2 separate regions of the Homo sapiens genome follow, and region 2 is linked to region 1. A link is a contact called in ENCODE Hi-C data. All regions are on one chromosome and are shown on one strand. The core of a region is the stretch at or near the end of the contact, and the rest is flanking DNA. Distances in the headings are between cores, read along the strand shown.

Region 1 (3,851 bases), core at 835-3,334:
ATACTTCGCATCCTGCAATCCAATCAAGTTGACACTTAATATTAACCATCACAGGTGTGTTTATGTTTGACTATTTGAGCTAATGTGAATATTGCCTGACATCCAGAAGTGAAAAAGCACTGGGGTTTTGTGGGGGTTTTTTTGTATTTTTTTTGTTTGTTTAGTTTTTTGTTTGCTGGCCTGAAGCATGGATAATTAGGAGCAGAATTTATGACTGAGCCCAGGGTCACAGATGTTGAGGGTAATAACTATAATGATATCATGGAAAGTTAGAGATGAAAGGGATGTTAAAAACCAACTAGTTAACCCTATCATTTTGCAAATGGGAAACAGAGGACTAGACGTGTTGTGACTTGTGATGTCTGTCAGAACACCTTCTGAGTAATTAAGGGTTGAACTGAATCAGGAGGTTGAAGACAAGATCAATTCAATGAACTGCCCACGACTACAAGGCTAAGCCATGCTCACTCAGCCTGGACCAGGTCTCCTTGTATTCTTGGTCATTTATTCCTTCATTTAGCAGTTTGCTTGCTTAAGATACCAGTGGTTGGGAGCATATGCTGCTTATCAGGCACTCTGATAAACAAGTTTATTTGGATTATCTCACTTAATCATCACCACAACTCAGTGAAGCAAGCAACATTATTATTCTAATTTAACATGGGAGGACATTGATTCTTAGAAGGATTAGGTAACTTGACCAAGGTCAAAATTAAATAGCAGAGTCAGCAGTAAACCCAGGTGCATCGACCCTATCCAGAGCTCTGAATTCTTGCAGTATTTCATAAAGAGATGGAGGGTAAGCTATTATCACATAAATTTTTTTCCTGAAGAATTGAGATCTTCAACAATATTCAAACAATACTGTTAAAATATTGTTTTAACAATATTAAAACAATGTCAGCAGTCTCCCCCGTAGCCCACAGAAAGTGGGAAAACCGCAGCCAGATTCAGGTTCTCACAGCCCTCCACTCTGAGCTCTTCCCTCATGCCTTGGGCTACAGGTCCACATTTTTTATATCAAGATCTTAAATGCCTCACCCAGGCAAAGTAGCTTCCATGGACAGCCTCCGCTTTCACCCCTAAGACAATCTGAAATCATCCCCAGCTGATAATGATAAGTCCTTCCAAAAGGTCCAACCTCACCACACAACAATGAAAAAAAAATTGATCTTTTACTGAAGACTCTGAAGAAAACCAGAGAATCATCCTCCACAGAGTAGAACTCATCACAATATCATGAAACATTTTGATTCTTTCCTGACGGATTTCTCCTGCTTCTAGCTGATTCTTCTATTTTTTTCCCTTGCATATGTCTACCAACCTTTTCTAGTGGAGCAGTTCAACTCTGGCCTTGCCCAAAACCCCTTCAACTCCCCCACCAGCAACATGAAAGCCTAGTGGTTAGCTAAACAGTACTAAGCCTGTCTCCAGAGATTCAGTTCCTGTCACTACAAAAGCCTTACCTGGTCAACCCTTAAATCCACTGTTGTTGCACCAACAACCACTCTACATGTCTCACCCCTTTTCTAACCTCCTTTCTCTCTTCATGTTCTCCTCAAGGAAGAGGAAAAGGGGTCAAGGAAGTGATTCTGAACAAGAAATTCTTACAGCATCTCTTCCCCCACCATACTCTGCCCCTGCACACATGTACACACATACACACATGCAAACACACACACACACTTTCACTCCAGAGATATCTAGCCTTCAGAGAAATTTAAAGATGTTTCTCCTGCTAAGCACTTTTTTCAGTTGCCTGATCACAAATAAACTAGATTTTAATGTTAAAAACTAGAAAATGAAACAAAGCAAGAAAAATAATACCCTACATTCCAGAAACTGAAAAATTCTTGTAACAAAGAATAAGTCAAATCAGAAACTGAAAAATGCAGATAATAAAACACAACATAGCAGAATCTATGGAATATAATTAAAGCAATGCTGAGAGGAAATTTTATATTTATGTAGTTAAAAGGAAAAGTTTAGACAAAACAAATTTAACAGAGTTTATTTTAGCATTAAATGATTCATGAATCAGGAACACTCAAAACCGGAAGAGGTTGAGACAGCTCCACTGAACCTGCATGAGCTGCAGGCCTTTATAGGCTGAATTGAGAAGCAAAATAATCAAATTACTTGATTGGTTATAGCTCGGTATTTGTCTTATTTGGGTCTGATCCAGTGGAAAGTCCCTACTTAGAGGTCGGTTGGCAGTTTCTGACTGGTTAAGTGTAACTAGTGTAACTTTCATTTTACTATGTACATGGGATTGGGTTTTGGTTTGTCTACATAGGAACCCCAGGCGCTGGCACCATCTCAGCCTAATGGCCTCCCAATTAATTGTTTTAACAATATTAATAAATAAGAAAGAAGTAAGTACATAATTCAAAAATTTAGAAAATGAACTATCAAAGAAACCCAAGGAAAGACTAAGTGAAAATAAAAGCATGAGTCAATTAATTATAAAACCAAAAGTATTATAAAATCAATAAATAAAGCCAAGAACAAGAAAAACAATAAAAGAGAGCCCATTAGCTAGTCTTTTTTTTTTTTTTTTTTTTTTTTTTTTTTTTTTCTGAGACAGCCCCATTAGCTAATCTTATCAAAAGCAAAATAGGGGCTGGGTACCATGGCTTACACCTGTAATCCCAGCACTTTGGGAGGCCAAGGCAGGAGGATCACCTGAGGTCAGGTGTTTGAGACCAGCCTGGACAATATGGTGAAACTCTGTCTCTACTAAAAATACAAAAATTAACTGGGCATGTTGGTGGGTACCTATAATCTCAGCTACTTGGGAGGCTGAGGTGGGAGAATCGCTTGAACCTGGGAGGCAGATGTTGCAGTGAGCCAAGATTGTACCACTGCACTCCAGCCTGGGTGACAGTGAGATTCAGACTCAAAAAAAAAAAAAGTCCTAGCCAGAGCAATCAGACAAGAGAAAGAAAGGAAAAGAAGTCAAATTATCTCTCTTTGTGGAGGTTATGGTTCTATATCTAGAAAACTCTGAAAACTCTGTCAAAAGGCTTCTGGAACTGATAAATGACTTCAGTAAAGTTTTAGGATACAAAGTCAATGAGCAAAAATCAGTACTATTTCTAAACACCAATAACACTCAAGCTGAGGGCCAAAAAAAAAACATAATTCCATTTTCAATAGCCACACACAAAAAAATAATACCTCAGAACATATCTAACCAAGGAGATTAAAGATTTCCACATGGAGAACTGCAAAACACTGCTGAAAGAAATCATAAATGACATAAACAAATGGATAAATACTCCATGTTCGTGGTTTGGAAGAATCAATATCATTACAATAGTTATACAGCAATCTACAGATTCAATGCTATTCCTATCAAGCTAACAAAGTCATTCTTCACAGAACTAGAAAACACTATTCTAAAATCCATATGAAACCAAAAAAAGAGCCCAAATAGCCAACACAATCCCAAGCAAAAAGAACAAAGCTGGAGGCATCGTGCTACCTGACTTCAAACTATACTACTGGGCTACAGTAACCAAAACAGCATGGTACTGGTATAAAAACAGACACAGAGACCGATGGAACAGAATGGAGAACTCAGAAAGAAAGCGGCATACCTACAGCCATCTGATCTTCAACAAAGGCAACAAAAATAAGCAGTGGGGAAAGGACTCCCCATTCAATAAATGGTGCTAGGACAGTGACTAACCATATACAGAAGAATGAAATCAAACTTCTACATTTTACCATACACAAAAATTAACTCAAGATAGATTAAAGATTTAAATGTAAGATCTCAAACTATAAGAATCCTTGAAGAAAACCTAGAAAACACCATTCTGGACATTGGCCTTGGGAAAGAATTT
Region 2 (3,851 bases), core at 743-3,242, 280 kb after region 1:
ATGAGATGAGTAAGCAGACAGAAGCAATAATCAGAGATTCAGAGAAGTACAAGAGAAAAGCTCGGTGCATGTGTGGGGAGGGAGACGACAAAGCCACATGCTACAGAGAAGGTCAAGAGAAGGATGACTAAGAAATGATGGCAGATTAGAGGCCATCGGTGACCTTTGAGAAAGCAGTTTCCCTGTTGTAAAGAGGTGGGGACAGATATCAGATGACTGGTCTATGGGAGAGAGTGGGTGGGGAGAATGTGGAAGCAACAATAGAGGCTAACTTTTGGGGCCCTGGGAATGAAAGCAAACTGAGGAATGAAGTGACAGCCTAGCCAGGTAGACACAGAGCTTAGCGGCATGGGCTTTGCACTCAGACAGACCCGAGCCACCCCCAGCTCCTCCACTGTACTACCTCGAACAAACTCTTTAACCTTGCATAGACTCAGTTACCTTGTTTATAAGACAGGCACAATAATTAGTGCCTACACCAAAGAGTTGTGAGAGTTAGATGAAATACCATAGGTAAATTGCCTATTTTTACTGCCTGCAACATAGTAAGTTCCCCAAACTGATATAGAAATGAATAGATAGATAGAGGCAGAGATGTACAAGAGCTCTGGAATCTCAGGTTCCTATAAAATGGATTGCCAGGTAAAATACAGTATTCAGTCAAATTTTAACTTCAAAATAGAAATAATTTTTAGGATAAGCGTGTTCTAAATATTTCATGGACCAAACATACTAAAAAATTCTCTGTTGCTTGTATTCATTTTCTATTGCTGCTCTAGTAAATTATCACAAACTTAGTGGCTTTAAACCAACACAAAGTTATTGCCTTACAGTTCTGTAGTTCAGAAGTCTAATACGCATTTCACTGCGCTAAAATCAAGGTGTCAACAGGGCAGGCCCCCATTCCTTTCTGGAGGTGCTAGCAGACAATGTGTATTCTTGCCTTTTCCCACTTCTGGGGCCACCCACACTCTTTGGTTCATGGCCTGTTCCTCATCATCAAAGCCAGCAATGTTACATCTCTCTGATCCTTCTTCCTTAGTCAGATCTCTCTCTGATTGCAGTTGGCAAAAGTTGTCCACTTTTAAGACCTTATTTGATTAGATTTGGCCCACCTGGATAATCCAGGCTATTCTCCCCATTTCAAGGTTCATATCTTTAATCACATCTGAAAGTCCCTTTTGCCAAGTAACATAATATAGTCATAGGTTCCAAGGATTCGAACATAAATATCTTTTGTGGAATATTATTCTGCCTACAATATTGTTTATCTGAAATTCAAATTTAGCTAGGTAACCTGTTGTCTCTTTGCTAAATCTGGTAACCCTACCTATAAAACTTTGATTAACTGGAAGGAAAAATACTAATTTTCCCTTTCCATAGAGCCTCAACTATATCTTTTATTAATTCTTATTTCCATTCTATGATTCCTCCATATGCATCCCCCTTTATGCTGTATTATGTGTATTTCTGTTTCAAATTTTATTTTTTTTTAAATAAAATTTGCGCCTTGAACACCCAGGCTCATGTGATCCCCCCACGTCAGCCTCTCAAGCAGCTGGCACTACAGGCATGCACCTCTGTGCCTCGTTAATTTTTTCTATTTTTTGTAGAGACGAGGTTTAGCTATGTTGCCCAGGCTGGTCTCAAATTCCCGGCCTCAAGCAATCCTCCCACCTTAATCTCCCAAAGCACTGGGATTACAAGCATGAGTCACCACACCTGGCCTAACATTGCACATTTTATGGAGGTCTGTAGCTGTTTGTAAAATGCATATGTGTGTGTAAAGAGAAATTCTGTATCTTGACTTTCATTAAGTCTAAATGAGATTTGGACTTATATAATCAGAAGTAGGAAGGGAAAACAGAAACCACTCTAGGTATTTCAGGCAGGAAAAGAACTTAATACAAGGAAGTGGATGCATACAAAACTTCTGTAAGGGCTATGAAAGGTCAAGGGTGAAAGTTCAAGGAAGGAAGTTCAGGGAAAGCCACAAACTTTCAAATTTGCTGCTAGCTTTCAGAGACAGAAGGTTTCAGGGACTACAGGAAACTGCTGGTGATGGTATCATCTGTTTCTAACACTGACGTTGATGATTCACAGGGAGATGTCGGGGAGCCAATACAAAATCTGGTATTTGCTGAAACCCACACATTTGCTCTCTTCTGCAGAGTAGCATTATGTGGCTTCTACCTCTCTTGTACCTTCTTAATCTCATGTCAGTATATGATCTGGAACTCTGTTGGCAAAGATGCTGGAAAATGTGGTTTCCAGGCATCCAGCCCCCAATAATAAAAGGGAAGAGGGTAACAGAGAAGCTGTCAGATACAGCTAAAGAAAGAACTCCAAAGGCTGGAAGGGATAAAACTTTTGCCAAAGGAAGAGGTAAAAAACATTACCTGTGCATAGATTCCTGATTATTGTAAAATACCTCCCACTCTAAGTCTTCTGTACTGTATGCAACTTCTCTTTTAAGGCGATACTTTGGGCTTGACATAGTGGCTTATGCCTGAATTCCCAGCACTTTGGAGGGCTGAGGCAGGAGGATCTCTTGGAGTCCAGGAGTTCAAGATGAGCCTGGGAAATCTGGTGAAACCCCGTCTCTATAAAAAAATACAAAACTTAACAGGGCATGGTGGTGAGTGCCTGTAGTCCTAGCTACTTGGAATGCTGAGGCGGGAGGATTGCTTGAGCCCAGGAAGTTGAGGCTGCAGTGAGCTGAGATTCCACCACTGTACTCCAGCCTGGATGACAGAGTGAGATCCTGTCTCAAAAATAAATTTTTAAAAATAATACTTTGTTAATTTGTTGTGGCTGCCTCATTGTTTTCTGGGCTTAGCCTAGCCGTCAGATTTCATTGACTACATACTCTTGACCATCAGAATTTTGTTTTTCACATTTAAGGTGCCATCATGTAAAGAGAGAAATCTTGATAAATATGTTTGTCTCTAGGGTTAATTACCAAACTGTAAGAATATGATCGTTTTGTTATCTATTGTTGTGAAACAAACCACACTCCAAAACTTAGTGGCTTAAAACAATAATTTACTCCTTCTCATAATCAGTGGCATAGGAATTCAGGCAGGGTTCAGCTGGCTCTTCTGTTCCAGTGAGGATGGCTGGGTCACTCGCTCAGCTATAGTCAGGTGGTGGCTAGCTGAGCTACAAGATCTAAGGAGGATTCCCACACCTGTGTGGTGCCTTGGTGCTCCTCCACATGGCTTCTGTCCATCCATGTGGCTAACTTAGGCTCGGCACAATACAATCTCAGACAGTCAGGCTCCTTACACCGTGTTTATACACACACACATTATACACATGTACTACGGACAATCTGTTAAATGGTAGTCAAGCCTAATGTCTTTTATTTTTTAACGAACATAAATAGAAAGAGAAGATCTTATATTGCTTTTATTACACTCTACTGTGGCAATCACTGATCTACTTTTCCATTTCAGTCTCATCATCCCTTTCTTAGTTTTCTTGTTAACTCCCTACCCTGATCCCTTCTACCTCCCACGAGGTGACACGGGGAGCTTACTCCATCTTTGTATCCTCTTCCTGTCACCTGGATTTTTCAAATATGTAATAGAACTTGGCTTTGTTCCACACTTCACAGTAGGTATCTAGGAAATAAATACATCATGTACTTAGACCTGAGCATTGTGAGAGCTTACAGCTTGTAGTTGGGTAAAGTGGATTTGTTCTTCTTTTATTTTGTTTTTGTTTGTTTGTTTTGAGACAGGGTCTCACTCTGTCACCCAGGCTGGAGTACAGGGGCGCAATCAAGGCTCACTGTAGCCTTGTTACACTCGACATCCCAGGTCCTCCTACTGCCTCAGCCTCCTAAA

Evidence for each region. A loop is a pair of places that touch in the nucleus more often than their neighbours do. Pooled maps may share reads with other maps.
Region 2: a pooled map shows a loop between it and region 1 (2.3-fold over the local background). The contact joins two enhancer-like sites. A Hi-C loop is called at or near these places in 20 of 37 single-sample maps with no recorded cell type and 5 of 50 pooled maps.

The regions. Positions count from the first base shown.
Region 1 is chr5:68,139,532-68,143,382 of GRCh38, forward strand. No RefSeq gene overlaps it. Among named protein-coding and RNA genes, the nearest start is that of LINC02219, 48 kb to the right of the region's middle. Within about 2 kb of position 2,085, at least 2 of the 41 ENCODE cell types and tissues checked have a DNase peak (open chromatin) inside an H3K27ac peak, as active enhancers do.
Region 2 is chr5:68,423,284-68,427,134 of GRCh38, forward strand. LOC105379013 (a long non-coding RNA gene) reads right to left here. Exons shown (of 5, transcript XR_007058804.1): 5 at 3,029-3,851. Among named protein-coding and RNA genes, the nearest start is that of PIK3R1, 210 kb to the left of the region's middle. Within about 2 kb of position 1,993, at least 8 of the 41 ENCODE cell types and tissues checked have a DNase peak (open chromatin) inside an H3K27ac peak, as active enhancers do.